Linked DNA regions of Mus musculus: region 2 is linked to region 1. A link is a loop called in an ENCODE intact Hi-C map of the cell type or tissue named here. Cell type or tissue: left cerebral cortex. All regions are shown on one strand. Links, peaks and the distances in the headings refer to the core of each region. The heading gives the core; the rest is flanking DNA.

The links. Peaks named below come from ENCODE experiments on the same cell type or tissue, not always from the same donor. Only the 100,000 strongest peaks of a DNase experiment are listed, where the experiment ranks them.
Region 2: it touches region 1 in a loop (2.5-fold over the local background); 3 of 42 quality-filtered maps call a loop at or near these places.

The regions. Positions count from the first base shown.
Region 1 is chr12:21,129,326-21,140,022 of GRCm38, reverse strand. All of the region lies in intron 1 of Asap2 (ArfGAP with SH3 domain, ankyrin repeat and PH domain 2), which reads right to left. Among named protein-coding and RNA genes, the nearest start is that of Asap2, 23 kb to the right of the region's middle. In left cerebral cortex, for the core only: a CTCF peak has its summit at 5,920; DNase peaks (open chromatin) are centred at 5,654, 5,892, 9,078, 9,405 and 2 more places; H3K27ac peaks cover 3,282 bases.
Region 2 is chr12:21,216,103-21,226,799 of GRCm38, reverse strand. Asap2 (ArfGAP with SH3 domain, ankyrin repeat and PH domain 2) reads right to left here. Exons shown (of 29, transcript NM_001135192.1): 11 at 8,722-8,825; 12 at 8,543-8,612; 13 at 2,408-2,495. Among named protein-coding and RNA genes, the nearest start is that of Gm40855, 30 kb to the left of the region's middle. In left cerebral cortex, for the core only: a CTCF peak has its summit at 6,009; DNase peaks (open chromatin) are centred at 6,013 and 8,558; H3K27ac peaks cover 1,627 bases.

The sequences.
Region 1 (10,697 bases), core at 1,753-9,752:
GTCTACAAATCGCTATGGAAACCACCAAACCATCAAGAGGGCTCTTAAAGGCTCCTAAAGGACACATCTATAGCATAATTATGGTAGTGATTCCCAAAAAGCACTCTCAAATCAAAAACTGGTGAATTTTAATGCATATAAATTACACCACAGAATAAAGGGTTGTGGGAAAGGAAGCAAATGTCTCACTACTCCACAGCCAACAGGCTGCAGCCCTGCTGTCTTCCTCGGGCAATGCAGCAGGAGGCAGTGGAGTTCCCCCCACCCAGGCCAGCTTCCTGATTGGGGACCCGTGAGTCAGAAGAAGTCCTGAGGAAGGCACTGGAAATAATACAAGGGATGTGAAGCTTCCAGCTTCCTGAGGCCGCACACAGGCCATATAAAGTGAATGGCTACAGCACTCGCTCTCCAGCTGTGAGCCACCATCAAGTGTCTCTCCAGTCTCTAATCTCAATACATGGATGGAGGCTGAGGCAGGGTGACTGTCTCAAGGGTGAGACCCAGTGTGAAAAGCAAAACTTTATGGGTAAGCGTTAATAACACAGAAATGCAGTGCTAGAAGTCCAACTGACACACCAAGGGGCCTCCCTAAGCCTGGCTCTGTAATGTCATAGGGAAACTGAGGTGGCTCCAGCAGAGAAAATGACTTGCCCAACATACATACAAAATTCTGCCAAAGATCAAACAGACGCTGTTGAGATGGAACAAATTCAAAACTGCATATAATTTGGATTTGTAATTTATATACATAACTAACAAAGTGATCCATACATATAATCCCAGCACAGCTGTGTGACTCCTCCCTCTGAGGAAGGAGGAATCCTGCATCCAGGCACAGGCCTGCCTGAAGAACGGCACACTTGGAACCTCAGGCTAGACCCTGAGCCTTACCTTACCCAGCAATCCTGCTTTGGATGGGCACAATGGCTACTCTGACAATCAAAGGAAGAAGGACAGAGGCTGGAGTAGGCTGCAGCATACTATACATACTGGGCCAGCAGCAAGCGCCACCTCCCTCCTGAGGACTCATCATCAAACCTAGCTACAGCTGAGCCCAAGCCGAGGCTTCTTAGAGTCTAGAAACAAGCAGAACTGGCTTCGTCTGGCCAAAAGTATCAAGTGTGTTTTCATTTAAAATTTACATCAATGGGAAATGTCCTAATCTAGCCTGTTCAAACTTCTCATTTTCACTGACTGTTTAAAAAGCAAAAGTCCCGGAGCAGCATTAACTATCAAAACACACTGAAGGCAGACTTTTTCCTCTTCCCTAACAATTTTAAATTGTCCACCCACTCAAACCAGAAAGGGTTTTTTCCTGGACTCCATCCCTTCCTCAGCCCCCACAGACTGAGGTCAGCCTGTTCCTCCTGTCCACACTATCCCTCCCTTCCTCCCCCATGCCCAGACACCTACCCATCTCCTACCCCAGCCCCGTCTGCACCCACACTGGTTCAGAGGGATCTTGCTGACACTCGGGTCTGTCTCAAAAGTCCTCCACCGCTCTCTCAGAAGAGGACATAGCCTAAGCTCTGTCAGCTTAACACAGAGCATTAAAGGAGAAGTAGACCAGGAGCAGTCAGCATGTACTTAGAATAAACCCATTCCCTGTTAAAGACAAAGAGACTAAAGGAAAACAATAATTAGGGGGCTGGAGAGATGGCCCAGTGGTTAAGGGTACTGTTTGCTCTTGCAGTGGACCCTGGTTTGGTTCTCAGCCATCCAAGCTCCTGACACCCTCTTCTGACCTTTCTACGGGCTCCAAGCATGAATGCAATACACATACATATATACATGCAGAAAAGAATGCAAATAATAATAATTAACTGTGGCCAGGTGTGGTGATGCATGTTCATGATCCTAGTTGGGGGTGGGGTGGGGGATGGTGGCATGAGAATTTGAAACCGACCTAGGTTATAGAGACCCTGTCTTGAAGGACGAGGAGGAGGAGGAAGAGGAGGAGAAGGAGGAGGAGGAGGAAGAATGCACTGTGTATCTGAGAGAGAAAGAGGGAGGGACTGGGGCATACACAATCATGTACTGGCTTTTAATACTTTAAATTAATTCCACCAATCTTTAAATTCCCCTTGGCTCTTTGATAAGGCCCTCCTATTTAATAAACACTAAATTAAGAGTGTTTATACCATTTTAGTTTTATTAATCTTCTTAACACAAAAGATTCTGGTTTGGAACACTCTCCAAAATACATTTGGTATTGGGCACATTTCAAATTAAAAATATAAAATAATAATAATGCAAAGATGAGGCTACAGGAGTGAGCAGGGTGGCTCAGTGGATACAGGTACATGTTCACACACACACACACGCGTCAATGAAATGTAATCATAACTAAGATGGAGCTACATCAGGAGTCTAGGAGAATCATCATTTTAATCCATCTCTTTGAAGGTCTCCACAGACTTAATGTCACCAGGCGTCCTGAAAACATGGTCTTTGCCTTGTGGTGCTCAATTACCTACAGACTTCAGCTTATACAAATCTGGAGAGATGCTCACTGGGTCAAGTGCTCACCACTAAAGCACGGGACCTGAGTCTGGATCTCCAGCATTCACAGAAAATGCCAGGTTTGAAGGCAAATGGTGGGAAGACAGAGATGGGCGAGTCCCTGGAGCTTGCCAGTTGGCTAGTCTCACCAATCAGTGAGAGGCTCTGTCTCAAAAAATAAAATAATATTATTTCACATATATAATTTATAATATATAATACATATATGGCTGCAATCAAGTAAGATACATATCAGCCTCGGTCTCCACACATGTGCACACCAAACATATACACATGCGTATACTGCACACTCAAATATACATGAACTCATACACACACACATAGCTACTCAGATCCGCCAAGGTCCTTCTCTCTTCTCCAGTGATCTGGGACCACCCAGCGCAGGGTCTTTGGACCTCAGAATTAACAACACTAAGAACAGTAGTGTTCTCCGTGGCCCAGGCATTCTTGTGCACTATGGGACATTTGGTAGCACCTTTGGCTTCACCCACTAGACGCCAGAAGCACCCCTTGCCCTGAGCACTCAAACATGTCTCCAGACCTTGCCGAGAATCCCTCTGAATCACAGCTGCCCAGACTCAGCAGCACCTCTCTCGTCCCACCACCTACCCCATTCTCGAGGAGACCTACACAGCTTGCCTCTCAACCACTTTCTGCATCTTGAGGCACCTTTGGATTCAAAGCACCTTGCAAAACTGGCTGACTGTTTTCTCAACACCATCCTCACAGCCTATCTGACTACACTGCCACTCAACAGGAGCAACATCTCAGCATCCAGCTACTTCTCAGCCACCAGCACACCATGGCCTCTGCTGTGCCTGAGGCTGCCCCAGCTTTTTCTTCCTCTTACTTCACTGCCTGTCCTCTGCCACAGTGTAAGCCTGCCAAGAGCCTTTGGCTATACAAAAGAGAAGGATTTTGGCATGAGCTACACACCCAGCCTTGGAGACTGGGAGCAACATTCTAGCTTGTGAAATAACAAACAAGGCCGTGAGCAAAATCGGAGCATCCAAAGACAAGGCTGGCATTCTGTGCTCCATGCATAACACTGCCATCCTGCAAGGCCTCCTGGCCTCTCCTCATACATGAGGTTCTGGGAGTGACTGTGTCTCCAGGGACACAGCCCCTCCCTGCTCCATGATACAATCCTGATACCAGGAAGACAGGGCATCTGTGTGGTTCAAAAGGTCATCCCACCCAGCCAGGTTCAAACTCCAGGCACCATCTCTGATTTGATTCAGTGGACATCAGTCACTCTAGCCACACTCAGGTTCCTACTCACAGCCTGAAGGGAAAACTGCAGTGGGTGTGTCAGTGGGTGTGTCGGTTGAGAACAGGAGCTGCACTCCTTGTCTGGGGCCTTGGGGGAGGCTGGGAGAGCCGGCTCCCAGGCTCCTGTCTGCACCACTTATCACTGGCAGTCAACGTGCCCGCTCTGAAATTCCTCTGAACACTTCCCCAAACAGGATATGTTCAATCAGTGAGTCATGAAAAGTGGGATATTTCTAGAAATGCAATGGAAGGAAGGTGTGGGAGCGAATTTCTAAAGAGAATGAACAAAAAGACAATATGGAAAGCTAATCAGGAATTTACAGGGCCGGAAGTGGCCGTTGGCTGGGCCTTTGCAAAGAGCCCCACAGCCTCAGGCTGATCAGCCTGTAAGCTGGACTACCCCAGATGTATCCAACTCAGTAACACAGCCATCTGGTGCTAGGCAGGTCCACCTTTCTGCTCCTCAGTTCCACCAGCCCTGGGACTTGGAATGAGAGTTCCAGCTCCTGGATTCACACTGTGGGCAGAGCCTGCTTTGGAGACTTTGGTCAGGATCTGCGTGTTTCCTCCAGCCCCACAGGTTGGCTTTCCAAGTGTCCCAACAGTTTCTGGCTCCTCATGTAATTTTGAGATACTCTTACCACTCAGCAGGGCTCATGGACCAACTGCTCCTACAGCAATCCTGACTCAGGGCAGCCAAACTACGAATGTCTCCAGTCTTACAGATTCAAAATTCAAACCCAGAGAGATGACAGGTGGGACAGTCAGAGTCAGGACAAAGTGGAACCCAAGACTGAGCTGGCCTGGACCTCCGGCTTTTCAACATCTCTTGGGCACCCTTTCTTCTCTAAACGTGGATGAGATGACAACACACACAGACTGTGTTTAACACTCACTGAGAGGACTGGAGACATGGCTCAGCTCTTCTGAAGGTCCTGAGTTTAAATCCCAGCAACCACATGGTGGCTCACAACCATCCTCTTAACAACTCTGACTTCGTCTTCCGGAGTGTCTGAAGACAGCTACAGTGTACTTACATATAATAAATAAATAAATCTTTAAAAAAACAAACACTCACTGAGCACCGTCACCATGTCAGGTATGCGGTAAGTGCAATATAAGTATTCCTTAAACAAGTAAATGAGGTGTTTCCCCGGGTCACAACAGTGTCAGCAGGTGAAGCCAGCGACTGGAGTTCAAGTCCAGCAGGCTTCAAGGCAGATAGACAGATGCTCTGAGCACTGTTCAGGCTAAGGCAGAACACAAGCTCTGTAGGAAACAGGCCAACTGTACCCTTTCTCTGCATTTTCTTTTAAAACATAGTAATCCCAGCCCACCATACTCATAAGTATTACTAAAGAATGAAATCTGAAGAATTTATAAAAAGCCCCTTCTTTGGGCAGGGGGTGGAGATGGGAGGGGGAGTCACAAACACTAAACAGCTATTGAGCCTATAAAGAAACAAGGAGCGCTTTAGTAAAAAGCCTTTCATCAGCATAACCTACACTGCCGGCTCATTGCCACGAGACAATCGGAAGGGCAGGAGAGCAGGCCGAGAGCACAGGTGGTGCCCCTGCTCATCACTGCTCCACAGAATCTTCAAAGCCCTAGCATAATACAGGTCTCCATTATAGCTGCAGATCCCTATCAGAAGCTACCGCCAGAGTTAACCTCCCAGTCCTCCCGAACAATGACTGATGAATCAGACCCTTTCAAAGCCCTATCTCTCAATCTCCTAACACAGAGCAAACTTGGTCCCACTGAGTGAAAGAAACCCGGAACACAGACTGGCAGCTTCTTCCCCACCCTCACGGGCAGCCATTCGGAGCTCTGCTAGCCGTGGATCTGGAATAAACAGCAGCTGGGAGTGTTTAACCTGGAATTTCTTCCTCCCTGCTCCTCCCACACAGGGTGAAACTGGCTCAAACAGCCTCTTGCTTTTTTTTTTTTTTTTTTCCTGGAACTCTCTTTGTAGACCAGGTTGGCCTCAAACTCACAGAGTTCTGACTGCGTCTTCCTCCAGTGCACTGGGTTTAAAAGGCGTGCGTCACCACACCCAGCTCCAAATTCAACCTTTAAACTGCAAGCTTTCCTAGAACCAGTAACTCCACAACTCCCAGGAAGGGGGCGCCACCCCCTGCCACCTACGCTGGATTTGCTGATTACTTTTAAGTGTTTACAAATACTTTCTTGTCTCTTGTTGGTTTCTGATCAGAATCCCTCCTGTGAGCTCCCGGGGTGCTGGAATTACAAGGGTGAGCCACCAACACCAAATCACAAATATTTCTTAACCACGTGTGATGTCCCGGGCACAATTCAGGGTGCTGAGAGCTCTCAGGTCCTTGTCCCCATAAGATTTATGATTTAATAAGGTAAAGGGAGACAAGAATATACAAGTTTTTTTCTGGCTGAAGCCAGTGACCTCCTTCTGGTGAATGGGCTGAAGGTCTATCTTAGATGACCAGGAAAGAGAAAGCAGATGGGTTTTAGAAGAGATGGGGCCAGACTCGGGTTCTAACTAAAAAGGTCAAGTTCTGAACTCCAGCGGAGACAGAAGCTATTGAATAGTCTGGCTGATAATGGCAGGGCTGTGAGCTGGGCTGCAGGAAGAGAAAGGGGGTCCAGGTCAAGGAAAATTAAAGCAGCAGAGTAATTTACAGACTAGGAGATACAGCAGGAGGCCAGAAGTGCTGGCTACAGATGTCACTTCCAGAAAGGGCAGTAATGGCTAGGGCTGAGGGAAGAAAGAATCCCTCACCTACTGCAGGAAGGGCACCTGACCCTCAAGGGCAGCAGGGGAAAAGCCCCTAGGAAGGCACATCTCCAGCGAGAAGAGGAGACAGATCCACCAACCAGCAGCATAAGTGTGGAGATAGAGTGTGGATGCCAGAGACACCCAAACACCGGACAGGCCCAAGGAGAAGCTGGGATCAAGGCAGTGAGTGAGGCCTAGCTGGGCAGGAGCCAGGCTCTGACCTGGAGCTGTGGAGGAGGTGGGAGCTGCACATCACAGTGACAGGTGTTCCCTGGCATCTTGCTAAGAAAACCACATGGTGACCAGGCCCAGCCCCTGCCACACCAGGTGCATGTCGAGAAGTGGCCTGACATTAAGGGCTACAGCAGACTCCTCTTGGTCAAGGTCAGAGAAGGCAGAGGCAGAAACCCCCTCCGAGAACCTGAAGGACACTGTCACCTGTGGCCTGGAAGAGAAGTGGTCGTTTTTTTGGCAGGGGGTTCTTGGCAGCAGACAGAAATGAGCAATGTTGCCTTCCCTTCCTTTCCGGTCTGTTGGTGGGAAGAGGAAATTCCTCCTGCACATTTGGGCACGGGAAGAAAAGGAAAGGAAGTGGTTCAAGGAAAGTCACCAACTGAGAACCGCAAACCAGCCATCTCCACTCCGGGAGGGAGAGATTCGGCTGCCAGGAAGCAAGCTGGTCCATCATCAACCGAGGAGTAAGCCAAAGACATCCCCCCTGCCACGGGACCCCGCCCCCACGCTTTCAGTGAGACAGTAAACACTGCACCTGGCTTTGCTGCCATTGTGGACACTGCTGCCGTCCTCGTCCTCAATGCCCTTGCCAGAACCCCCCTGATTAGAAAGGCAGGCATCTTCCTGGCAGCCTTTGCTTCAGAGAAAATTAAGCTTCTCTTCCTTCCTGATGTATGCAGGTAGCTCAGAAGATGCAAACACTATATTTAGCATCTCCACTCCCTGCAGCAGCAGCAGCAGCAGCAGAGCCCTGATAACATGTGGACACAGTTCTCTCCCTCTGGCGCTCCCTGAGGAGACTGGTCTCCCAGTCACCACTTGCGGAACAGCTGTGGGCTTTCCTTCTAGGGAGAAAGAGCTTAGAGTTCTGCAGGTTCCAACTCCACCCCAGGTCCCGAGCTCAGCCGGGAGTTCCTGCCATGTTTCTATAAGGTAAACACGCCAGCCATGTTGGTGCTGGTCTATGACAGTCTGCACACATCCCCATCACTGGTCCTTTGGATTGCCTGCCAGACCCTGTCCATTCCCACAGGTTGTTATGATGAATGTCTTGTTGTCATAGCAACTACCCCTGTGGTCTGTCATCGTCAGTTTCTGTGTCTGTTTCTTCTGAAAGTGACCTCACAGAAATCCTGGCCTCTACTCACATTGGTAAATGGTCTCATACCTGGAGAGGACAGACAGGCTGTCAATGAAGGACTAGGAGACAAACGTGACAATCCCTTTTGCAAGAATTATGAAGTTAGTCTCAGCCAGCAAAGTCTAGGACCCCTCCTTGCTGCTGCCACCAAAACCATCTCTTCTCCAATACACAGCCTTGGGCATTGTAACATGTCCCTTCCTAGAAATTGGTATACTCCATATGTGGCCTCCAGTGGTTTTATGTGCAGGTGACTCAGGACTACCTAACATGCTTATCATCTTTGCTGGCCCAGAAACACAGCTTCAGGCTTCTACAGGACACCAGCCATTTCCCAGCCAGCAATGCTATTCCACCTTGCGCTATATGCTTCAGACTCCGCTGTGCCCAGCTTAGTAAGGGGTTGGGTGTACATGCTCAGACAATAGAGCTCTCAGGGAGTGTGAGCAGTAGAGGTGAGGCCAATGCTTGCCCTATGGAGGCCACCAAGTACTGTCTTGGCCCAGTGACCAGTCCCCAGAGCAAGAGCAAAGCACAGCCTAGAAGCCACTAGGCAGAATGGAACCCTCCAGCACACACTGCCTTGCCCACAACCTATCTCCAAATCTGCTGGGTTCTGTCTCTGACCATGAATTGATGAGGGTGGGCGGGGCACATGGCCTTCCTCACATAGTGCTGCCTTCCCTTCTCTGCACCACACCCCTACTCTTTCTGCAGGGTTCCTATGTCCTGTGAAGACCATCTGAGCGGTCTGAGGGCAGCCTAGCACCACTCAATAGAGACGCTGAACCAACTCCACAGCCACAGTGTCTCTGAAAGCAGCCTCCGAGCTGCAGAAATATCACAAAAATTCCACAAGAAACAGGACTCCCAACACACCTGAACACTGAGGTGGAAAAAGCTGAAATTTCATTGCTGTTGCATAATGTCACTATCAACTAAGCAGCATAACTTTGCATATATTCAGTACCAACAGAAAGAATTTACATTGGAGTGGCCCAGGGCATGCATTTATGTATACATATATGTTTATATATGCGCGTGTACACACGCGCACACACACACACACACACAAATGCTGTTGCCTGAGTCTGAAAAGTTCAGGATCCCAAGGGCAGTACTGTTCTCACCTCTGTGACAGTCAGAGAGGAAAAGACCATTTCGTCTACCTCACACAGGAAGGGTGCTGCCACCCTGTGCAAAGCGATGCAGATATTCCCGCTACCTGCCCCGAGTAGACTCACTCCCCCATCAACCACCCAACTCACCCCTGTCCTCAGACAGGGCAGAGACCAAGTATGAGAACATAGTACAAACAGGTGAGGATGTGAAAGAGTGGTGGAGGGCATCACACTAGCCTCAAAGCCTGGGCACCACTTAGCTCTTATCCCGAATCCCTTTCTCTTCTCAAGAACAACACTGAGTGAGTGGGCAGGAAGCAAAGACAGAAATACACATTGAATGGGAATGAATGCCCACTATGACAGATGACATGAGCATATTGTTAACGCTGAAGGAGGAGAAGGAGGACTCTCGAGATGCTCCGTTCCTGTGGGAAACAAGTCGAGATTAGGACTTCCTTGGGGTTGTGTGGCTAAGCAGGACTCCTTATCAAATACACAACATGCACTGCCCCGCTCATAACGCGTAAGGTCTGCTCTCCGCAGTCTACAGCAATTATCTGGGTATTATGAATAAGCAGCACCTCTTCCCAGAGCAGCTAATACAGCCGGGATTAATAGTAACCAGCACTAACCATCAGTGCACACACTGCACATGAAATCCCTTCTCAGAGCCTGGACAGAGATGTGCACAGGAGGAGGGTCTGGGCGCCCACATAGTGACGTGGTAGTAACACTTTTGTGATTTTTGTTCTTGTTGTTTTTATGCTTTCAGGGCTTTTTGCTTTGTTGTTTTGCTCTGTGGAATAGGCTGGCCTGAAATTCATGGTGATGCTCATCAGTCTCCTGTATTACCTCTCAGAGAACTTTGTAATTACAGGTATGCAAGGGCACGTGCGCGCGCGCGCGCGTGCGTGTGCGTGTGTGTGTGTGTGTGTGTGAATGTGCACTTGCCAATTCTACAAAGTCATTACTGAGGACTCTCGGACACTCAGCTGGTTCTAGAAAACAAGACGGTCATTCACTCGACAAGACCCACTATAAGGTTCCAGTTCCAGACTCTGGGACAACTCTGACTCCATATCTTACTTTATGAATCATTAAAGACCATCAGGGGGCATCTAGTTGTCTGCAAAGCTTGCAAAAGGTCTATTCTATCCAAACAGTGTTTTGAAAATAACCGAGTCAAAGTAAAAGCGAGAGCTTATTTTACAAAGAAAAGAAAAATGAACTCGCACAGTCAGGAATCTGCGACTGGTTTCAGGAACTGAGAACAAATGCAGGAAGCGGGCTAGTGTGAGTGATGTGGGTACTGTTCTGTAGGAGGACAGCCACTGAGGGAGGGCCGACAATGCTCACGTGGGCAGCATTACTGGACATGGTGGCATTTCCCCCTTACATCTATCCTTACAGCTGGGGGCTGATGGGAACAACAGGGGTCACACACCCTAAAAATGCAGGCTACTGGACATGGAAGCTGCTCAGATACAGGAAGACTGGGGATGCTGGGAGGAAAATTAGGGGATCCAGAATCACTTGAGGATGTGGTCAGAGCATCACTCCTCCGTCCTAGCTGACATGCATCACTCTCCCCTTGCTCAGTTGACCACAATCCTGTCTCAGCTCCCCTGGCAAACCTAGGTGGGGAACC
Region 2 (10,697 bases), core at 1,195-9,194, 87 kb before region 1:
CCCACCAGATGTTCCCAGAGGTATTAGATACTTTGAACATCTGCTGAGTTGAAAACTGGGTAGGACTGGAATTAATTTTGCCCCTTGAAGACCAAGCAGGAGTAGTGGGTGAGACAGGTTTTCAACATAACTAGTGTTCTGCATCTGCATAGCCACAACAGCGAACGGTGGTTGTGGCCAAGATTCACGGAACATCTCAAGCTGCCACAAAGTCAACAGTGTGATCACGGTGAAGTCTGTCTGCATCACTGCCCTCGGGCATAACCAGACTCACACACTAGTCACTTCACCCACATCCTCAGGATGCAACGATTCACACCTAGCAGGCCTGTGTGCCCTTCCTATGTGTGCTCACTCCTCCCTGATGAGCTGAAAACACGCAGGAGAAAGGTTCTGGAGCAAGTGCTTCTGCACCGTGGTGACAGCTGAGGAGGTGCTGCACCTACCTCACTGTGGTACCCAAAGCTCGGCCAAGCTCAGATGGCTACCAAGTCCTGTCGTGGTACCCAAGGGAACTCACGCATAGGGTAACATCTTTTTAACAGGCTATCTTTTTTTTTTTTTTTTTTTTTAAAGAAGGGTTGAAAACCTGCTTTTCCAGCCACTAGCAGACATCTAATGACACCATCACGTTTTCTCCTCTAACTCAAGCTTAGGTTACAGTCTAGAGGAGGTGACCCGGTAGTGGTCACATGTAAAATACAGTCAAGGCTTAGCATTTTACATTGTAGATGGAATTCTGAGAGTAAGGTTTGCTACACATGGAACCTACCAGACTGAGGAGACAGGAAGCAACACAATCAATCAATCAATCTCTCTCTCTCTCTCTCTCTCTCTCCCTCCCTCTCCCCCCACCCCAACCCAGTGATCCTGTCTCTCCCTCCCTCACAGAGTTGGAGTTAGAGGCACATGCTTACAGCAAGTGCTCTAACCCACTGAGCAATCTCCCTAGCTCAGCATAAAGATGGCTCCCCTGTCACCTAGCTCAGCTTGGCCTGTGGCTCAGTGTAGTGGGTCTGCAGACTGAAGCCTGCTGAGGGGTACAAGCCACACAGGTGGTGGAGACGGCTTGACCAGACTTCTCGATTTGCTTTGAGTGTTAAATCACATCGCACTGGCTCTGAGGTCTCAGTCATGTGGTCTGAAGAATTAATCAGACCGTGGGATGGCATGCTAGGGTTGATGGACACGCCAACAGCCTAGGCCCCTCAGGCTAGTGCTTTGTGTAAACTCCACTGCTGTGCTGGATTGCTGGGGACACCACTTCAGAGGGAAGACTGGCCCACCCTTTCCTGAACTATAATCATGCCACGCACAATGACCGGGGACAAAAGGTATTTATCATATTTTCCTTAAGATGTCATGAGCCCCTTCCTTGTTTCTGGAAGGTTCTGAGTAAACGATTTCTGTAATTGCTGGTTATGGCAGTTCTTTTGTGTACACCACAAAGCTGAGAAATACACAGGAGCAAAAATGCAAATTCTGTAGTGGGAAAAATAAACAACTTTAAAAAAACTCAAGTTAAAGGGCTGTATTAAAAACCTAATCATTTTTGTTTTGAGCTTTAAAAAAAAAACCTTATTACATTTACTTATGTTTTGTGTAGGGAGAGGACTTATGTGCACCATGGTGTGTGTGTGTGTATGTGTATATGTGTGTGTGTGTGTGTATGTGTGTATATGTGTGTGTATGTGTGTGTGTGTATGTGTGTGTGTATGTGTGTATATGTGTGTATGTGTGTGTGTGTATGTGTGTATATGTGTGTGTATGTGTGTGTGTATGTGTGTATGTGTGTGTGTATGTGTGTATATGTGTGTATGTGTATGTGTATGTGTGTATGTGTGTGTGTATGTGTGTATGTGTGTGTGTGTGTGTGTGTGTATGTGTGTGACCTGCAGAAATAGATTTGCTCCTTCTACCACATGAGATCCAGGAATAAAACACAGGTTGTCAGGCTTGGCAGCCAAGGGACTTTAACCCACTGAGCCACCTCACTGGCCTCCAGATATAGCATTTAAAACACCACACAAACAAATTATAGAAACTCCACACAGCAAAACTGTCATGTGAAGAAGGCAGGTGAAAGGATTTTAGGGCTGAGATTCATCCAGAGTAGCTGAGGCTCAAGTGGAGAGGGTGGCTCTCAATTTACAGAGCAGGTGGGACAGGGTTGGCTTCAAAGGCCAAGTCTAACCAAGGACCAGCAAGCCACCAATCAGCACTAGAAAGATAAGAGGCAGATCACTGGCCTCACACTCATAATCCTCCTGTCTCAGCCTCCTGAGTGTTGGTTTTACAAGCTTATGCCATAATACCCAACCACCTTAAGACCACCTTACGGCCTTCAAAAGGCTGAAGCTCCAGGTATGCGTAAAATGACCATTGCTCAGTCTGGGAAAGAACTTACGTGATATGAGGTCGAAACACTTCTTCTCCTCAGGATTGGTCTTCACCTGGCAGGTTAGCAGGTTGAGCTTGGCAGGTGGCCGGTTGGCCTGTTTAAAAACAAATGAAAAAAAAAAAAAAAGATGCAGGTCCTGTGGGCAGTGGGAGACAGTCCTCAAGAGCAAACCTCTTACTAGTTTACATAAGGTTTCCAGGGATGGGACACACAGAGGAATGCTGGCGGTGGGGTGGGGTCCTTGGATCTCAGCTCCACAACAGCTTTCTCCCAGGGCACACCCAGCAGTCTATTACAACCCATCTGACAGGGCGAGGGCCAGGCCCGTGTAGAGGTTGGTGGTTGCTCCAGAGCTAAGAGATTGAGACACAGGGTTCTGACACCTTGGGGTGGCTTGAGCAAGCACACAGCTTCATTCCATGAGCTTTTCAAAGTGTCCTCCTAAGTGGAAACTTCCAAGAAAAGTCATTGGGCACACGTGCACACAAGGGTGTGTGTGTTCTGTGTATGCACATAAAAGGGTGTGGTCTGTGGGTTGTCTGTCCTTTGTTTGTTTTGACTATCTAAAATGAGCACAGGCAACAATCCACAACCCTAAATGCCAACCTCCACTGTCACTTGTTTTCAGGAAACATATTCCACATACAAAAGATCACAACACATTTTATTGGTTTCAATTAAAAAGGGAGAGGGGAACAGAGAATGGGGGACCGGAGAGATGGCTCATTAACAAAGAGCAATTGTTGCTCTTACAGAGGAACTCAGATTAGTTCCCATCACTCACTTGGGTGGCTCAACTTGGAACTCCAGCTCCAGAAAATCTGATGCCTTTTTCTGGCCTCTACGGGTACCAGGCACACACTTGGGACATACATACATGCAGTCAAAACACCCATATACAAAAAATAATAATAAACACTAAGTCTTAAACTATTCTCACTCTTCGCTCTCCTCGGTCACTAGACGCTTCAAGACACATGACCTAGATTTGGGATTAATCCAGAGACATGTCTGTACCTATAGCAGGGCAGGCCTGACAGAGGCTCTTGCCCTCGCAGACCTGGGAATTCTTGCCATTTACTTTACAGAGCTGGGGGTGGGGGTGTAGTAGTCTCCATTAAAATTGTTCAGATCCCTGCAACTTGTGAAATCTGAATATGACAAAGGATGAAGAAGATCTGAAATCTGAAAATAAAAACTACATGATCAGGTTTATCTAGCACCCTTGTGGTTTATGGTCATTTTGATGTTTTTGTTTGTTTAAGACAGGGTTTCTCTATGTAGTCCTGGTAGTACTAGCTGTCTTGGAACTCTCTCTGTAGACCAGGCTGGCCTTAAACTCAGACCAGGCTTGACTCAGTCTCCCAAGTGCTGGGATTAAAGGTGTGTCCACAGATAACATGAACAAATGAAATCACATGACCTGGGCTGAGCAGCCAGGGAGTCAGGGAGTTGGGGAGCAGGGCTCCAACAAACATGCAGGGTTCCACACACTGAACATTTACTATCACCTCCCTGGCTTTGACATGGTTTCCAGAGAAGGTGGGCATTCACCTGCACTTACATTTTTAAAGTTTTAGAGAATTTCATATATGTACACAATGAAATATAATCCTATCTACCCCTCAGACCACCTTACCTTCCCTCCTCCAAACTGCATGTCTTTTGGTTGTCCAGTTAGTGCTACCCACATATGTATGGGCGTGGGGTCATCCATTGCAGCATGGGAAGCTGACCAGTGGCTACATTTTCAAAAAAGATTGAGTCTCCCTCTGCCAACAACTCTGTCATAGCAACTCAGTATGTGAACTACCCATCCATTCAAGGATGGTAGCTGGCTTGCTTATTGGTAGGTCTCATGCAGCTAACCATGGCTGATGCCAGGATACATTTAAGAGCCACAATTTGAGTTATACATTTCCTCTCTCCCCACTTCTGTCTGTCACCTTCCCTCCCTGTGGTCACTCTTTACGTTGAATTATCTTCAAAGACACTTCAACCATCCCTTGAAGGAAATGAAAGCCCAGCACAGAGAAGGATCCAGAGTTTCATCTAGACTAGGGATTTGAAGCCATGAACATAGCTATATGTTAAAGGCTGCAGCCAAGAAGGACCCAGAGGCACTCAACGAGCATCTTAAACACCGCTAGCTCTTACAGGTTCCACTTTAAAGACTGCTTACTTTCTGCTCATTCGGGTTATTAGCTACCAACAAAGGTGTGAGGGAAACTTACGAGAGAACATTCTATCCATCAAATCCCCTCCTTGCTGCCATTTTGGGAAAAAAAAAGTCATTATTCAATTTAGCTAGAGAACAGTGCTGTCTCCTTCCCAAGGCAGCCTGGGTTTAGCAGGAAACTAGCACCTGGGAAGATCCTACCAGCCTTAGAGCTCGCAGCATGAGGGTCACAGGTTATTAGTGATTCTCCGACTTGATTGTACCATTCTACTTTCTATTAAATACCCCAGGCTTTTTTTTTCTGCCATACATATGGCAAGCAGCCTACCACTTACCAGTATCTCCAGTCCTTAAAACACTTTAAAATAGAAACTTGTTCTCTTCCCTCCAAGTGAATAACAATTACTTTTTAAAATGTTGGGCTAGCCAGGTGTGATGGCACATGCTTTTAATCCCAGCACTCAGGATGCAGAAACAGATGGACTTCCATGAGTTCAAGGCTAGCCTAGTCTATACAGTGAGTTCCCAACTGGCCAGTTATATGGTGATACCTTTTCTTAGAAATACATACATACGTACACACACACACACATACATACATACATACATACATTCTTACATACATACTAAAATGTGGGGCCCTCTTAAGCAGCAGGGAACTCTTCCAGCACAATGCCGCGCTCAGGCCTTGGTGGGGTGGCAGTGATGTGAACTCGGTCAAGAAGACTCCTAATAAGAACTCTCATCCCCAGAAAGACCTTCCCAATGCCAGAAACAAACCTGCTATGGCAGTACCTACGCAGGCTCTCCCTGTATCCACCATCCTAGAGGGTACCTGTACTCCTCTGTGGGAGTAAAGAGTGCAGCAATTTCACTTCCCAGTGGCTGCCTGCTTCCAGAAGGGAAAGTCTTTCCCATAGTGCAAGCACGCCCTACGAGCTTACACTTCCCACAGACCCTATTCCAGCTGTGTGCCAGCAGCTGCTCTTAGATTCCTACTTCCTCAGACCCACCTTTGGAAACCTGTCCCCCTTTCCTGCTGGTAATGAAGCAGAGTCAGGAACGACTGGCAAAATGAGCAAGCTACATAGGAGCCAGATTAAAAACCCATACCCGCAAATAATGCTCGCCCAGTCCTCGATCTCAGCCTGGGTCATCCACATCTGCAATATGCAAGCATTTGCATGGCACAGGAACATGGAGGGCCCTTCAGGATCCAGGAGTTGTTATCCAGGCTCCTCTGGGGTAGTTAGGTGGAGGCTGCTCTGGGACCCACCTACAGCTAGAGGAGGAAGTGGCTGCTAAAGCCAGAGGATACTCCCCCCTGCCCCTGCAAGAGGAGGATTCTTGAGAGGGTTCAACTCAAAGAACACAGCTTTTAAAAATACATACCCACTGTCTAAGAAGAGCATCAGCATCCTGGTGGAGATAATTATAACTACTGTCTGCCCCAGAACTGGGGCAACCCATCAAAATTTAAAGAATTTTTATTATGCCTTTGGAGAGCCAGCTGGAACTCTGGAACTCACTTGAAGCCACTTAGAATGCCAGCACGGAATCACCAGGCATGCCCAAGGGATCACAGCCCTGTTGTTGATTTAAGTGGAGGGCCCCTTAGGGACCCCAAGAAAGCAGCTATGCCTTGTAACATGGGAGTTCTAACTTCCTCTACAGTGACTTCTGCATCGACCTGATGTGTGTCTCAGCTAAAACAAACTAATGGACACTGTGGAAATGAACCACATCAGAGAGCATGAGACTTGTCAGGGAAATCCAGCCGTCCTCCTGGCCTGACGTTCTGCATCTAAAGGATGCACACACGGTTACACTTCCCTTAGTCTGAGCAGTAAGGCCCCCTCATTCCTGTGCACCTGCTGTGTGGAGAGAACAGTACATCAAGATCCTAACCGAAGGCTCAGGAGTGAGGAGCAGTTGGGTTACGGGAAGATGGATGACCTAAACTCTCCCGAGTCAGTGCCCTGGGTAGAGGTGACAGAGACCAGGTCAACACTTGCTGAGAATCTGTTCTAGTGTCTTGCCCTTAATGGAATCATAAGTGAAGGGGCAATCCGTCCCCAGACTCCCACAGAACATCTTTGCTTCCATGACATTCTTCACGTTGAGACTTTTTGTTACTCAAAAGTTAAGTTTCTTAAGACCCCATCTTAATGGGCATATATCCAGAAGATGCCCCAACTGGTAAGAAGGACACATGCTCCACTATGTTCATAGCAGCTTTATTTATAATAGCCAGAAGCTGGAAAGAACCCAGATGCCCCTCAACAGAGGAATGGATTCAGAAAATGTGGTACATTTACACAATGGAGTACTACTCAGCTATTAAAAAGAATGAATTTATGAAATTCCTAGGCAAATGGATGGACCTGGAGGGCATCATCCTGAGTGAGGTAACACAATCACAAAGGAACTCACACAATATGTACTCACTGATAAGTGGATATTAGCCCCAAACCTAGGATTCCCAAGATATAAGATACAATTTCCTAAACACATGAAACTCAAGAAAAATGAAGACTGAAGTGTGGACACTATGCCCCTCCTTAGAATTGGGAACAAAACACCCATGGAAGGAGTTACAAAGTTTGGAGCTGAGATGAAAGGATGGACCATGTAGAGACTGCCATATCCAGGGATCCACCCCATAATCAGCATCCAAACGCTGACACCATTGCATACACTAGCAAGATTTTATCGAAAGGACCCAGATGTAGCTGTCTCTTGTGAGACTATGCCGGGGCCTAGCAAACACAGAAGTGGATGCTCACAGTCAGCTATTGGATGGATCACAGGGCTCCCAATGGAGGAGCTAGAGAAAGAACCCAAGGAGCTAAAGGGATCTGCAACCCTATAGGTGGAACGACATTATGAACTAACCAGTACCCCGGAGCTCTTGACTCTAGCTGCATATATATCAAAAGATGGCCTAGTCGGCCATCACTGGAAAGAGAGGCCCATTGGACTTGCAAACTTTATATCCCGCAATACAGGGGAACGCCAGGGCCAAAAAGGGGGAGTGGGTGGGTAGGGGAGTGGGGGTGGGTGGGTATGGGGGACTTTTGGTATAGCATTGGAAATGTAAATGAGCTAAATACCTAATAAAAAAATGGAAAAAAAAACCCATCTTAAGTTAAAACCTTTCTACTGTGTCCAAGAAACCCATCTGTGCTTCTGCCCAGTTATGCCTCTTAAGGGGACTATAGGATGGGAGAAAAGTCTGAGAGAAAGGCTCAGGTTATTGCCCACGCTCATGACCAAGGGAGACATATGTGGTATGAGACTGTATTATATATATGTGTGTGTGTAATATAGTACACATTACACATCTGCATTCAATGAAGGGGTGGCCAACTTGGCTTTGACAATCCCAACCAGTATCAGCCCACCAGCCCCACCAGGTGGGGAGAGTAAAGGCCTGTGGCAGTGTTCCTGATCTCTGGAAACTAAACTGGAAAGTGACTTGATTCTCACACAAGCACCTTACAAGGCTCTATTATAGTGCATGAGCCTTTACGAACAGGAAGAAAGGTAGGAAAACTTAAGGCACATGAGATTTCTGTAAGAAAGATGGATTCCCTTTCTCTCTAGATTTGGTTCCCAAAATCCTGATGAGTAGAGAGATTATTCCTTTCTTTCTAGAGGCAGCAGAAGTCTCTGTAAGTAAGGAGGATGTCTGCATAAAGTTAGCTGGGGCAGCAGGTTTGACGGTTTCTGGAAGTCAAAGGCTACAAAAGAAAAGTGGCCTGAGTGACTGGTTTGTCCTGGATTTGGTGATGCCATGAACAGTGACCAAAGGAGCATGCCCAGGGTGCAGGTGCTCCCCACACAGGCAAGGACACAAGTTTCTTAAGGGGAAACATTTTGAGAATGTGTCCTCACTAGAGCACACATAACAGACGTCAGCCACCACCCCCAGCCGAGAGTGCTGATTAAAAGATACTCACAGTGCCGTGGGAGATGGTGAGGAAGCCATTTTTAACGGAACACTTCCTCTTCTGCCACACTTTCCGGATCCTTAAGGAGAAGAGGGGAGAGCGGGAGAGTTTAGATAAGAACTCAGGAGATAGAACACAGGACATAATCAGCCACGCTCCAACCAGCACCGAGCTGGCTAGTCACCTACCCATCGCTCTTCTTGTAGAGGTTCCCGTTCCTCTCTGTTCCATGCTCCTTGTTTCCCTGAGGTTGATGTAAGCTGTAGGCTGTACTTTGGCGAAGTTGTGAGTCCTGAAATGTGGCCAAGAAACTGCTTTTTAATGTATCTTGTTTAAGTCTCAGTTAAAAAAAAAATCACTACATAAAGAGAAACATATGTGTAAATATTTTATTATTATTATAAAACTTCCCCTCTCATAAAGGCCATTCATCAGGCTATAGAAGGAAATGTCAAAACCAGTATTTCTAGTGTGGTGTCAAGGAGCTGAGTGTTAGAATATTGCCTTACATGTGGCTGACGCTGAATTCCATCCCAGCACTTCCATCTCCCCCTAGACCATCAGTACTTCTAAACTGGCTTTAATATGCCACCTTGGAAGTGCTGGATTTTAATTTGGACCCTGGCAATGGCTAGGGGATCCTGTGGTGTTGAAGCCTTGAGAAGGAAGGTTCTACAATATATTGAGAAAGATCACTGCTTGCCGCATGGGCAAAAGAAAAAGAAAGCCATTTGGCCTTTCTACCTCAGTTTCTTTCTTGGACAACAGGAAACACTCTATAAGACAGTAAATGTGCTAAGGATACATACAGCCACATATGTAAAACACCTGGTACATAAGAGCATTGGTCAAATATTCCCCAGCTCGCCTCATCAACCTCATGGTGTGCACACACGTGTGGGAGGTGGGTGTCACTGTTCCTAATTGTTCTAACGCTGACTAAGCACACCACAAGAGCAGAAGGCATGCATGTGCTCAGCTGAGACTCACAGCATATATGCACCGAATGACAAACTCTAGTACTAGAGTTTCTCAGAGCAAGAACCAGTGGGAAGTCTCCAGAACCCAGGCCAGTGCCAGTCCTGACAGGCCCCCATCCCACACTGAGTACAAGGAGTGACCAGCCAGTACTGGATTCCAGCAGACCTATGGGAGTAAGCTGGAAGATCCCACTAACAGCTCACAACTAGGCAAGAGCCAAGACCTTTTGTGTTTATTGTGGATTCTGTCACACTGGTTCTCTTCTCCTGAGGAAGCAGTTGTGATGATATGAAGAGCTTTGCGTAAGGGGCAGAGCCTCTCAAAGCCAGAGCAGAGTGTAGAAAAGAAGATAAGTCCCTATGCCGCCCTCCTTCCACCAAGCCACACTGGAAGACCCAGAGACTAGGGACAACTTCCTTCTAGGTGTCAAGCAGCAGCTGATCACTCCCAAGAAAGCAAAGGCAGTGGCCAGACAATGAAGAGACTAATATATGACAGTCAACGTAATCCAAGCCCAACAAAGAATTAAAAACACCCAAGAATGGAGGGACCAAAAGTGCATTCTGCAGAAAGCCTGGAAGAGTCTCTCAAAGGTCTTTTTAAAAAACAACAAAACAAACAAACAAACAAAGATTCAAGGCAAGGGAGTTAGAAGTCAAGAGACAAGAGTGGGAGTGGTGGCCGGGACTTGGAAGAAGAGACGTACCACCGAGCCAAGAGGCAAAACAGCCAGCTTGATAGTCAGAGTACAGGCTTTGGCTTCAAGGGACAGCAAGCCTCATGGACTCCCAATTTAGGATATTTTTGTAATTTTGTAATTTGTACTTTAGGGGGTCATACATACAAGAAACCACCACCTAATTTAAGATCATGGAGGCTGTAGCTATAAATAAGTCTTTTGAAGGTTTTACAGCTCTCTTTGAGTTAATTTAAGGTTATGATGTGTGGCAGGGTTTCAGATTCCCTCCATTTCTGATGCGGACACAGATGTCTCAAGACTACTCTTTTCCCACAGTCCTGGCAACACTGGTGGAGTCTACTGACCATAAACGTATGGTTTCTGACTGAACTCAATTCTGTGTCGTCTGCACCCCATTCACACTCTGCACAACACACCACAGTCCTGCACTTGTTACAGCTTTGTGGTCAGTTCAGAAGTCAGGTCGTGTGAGTTCTCTAACCT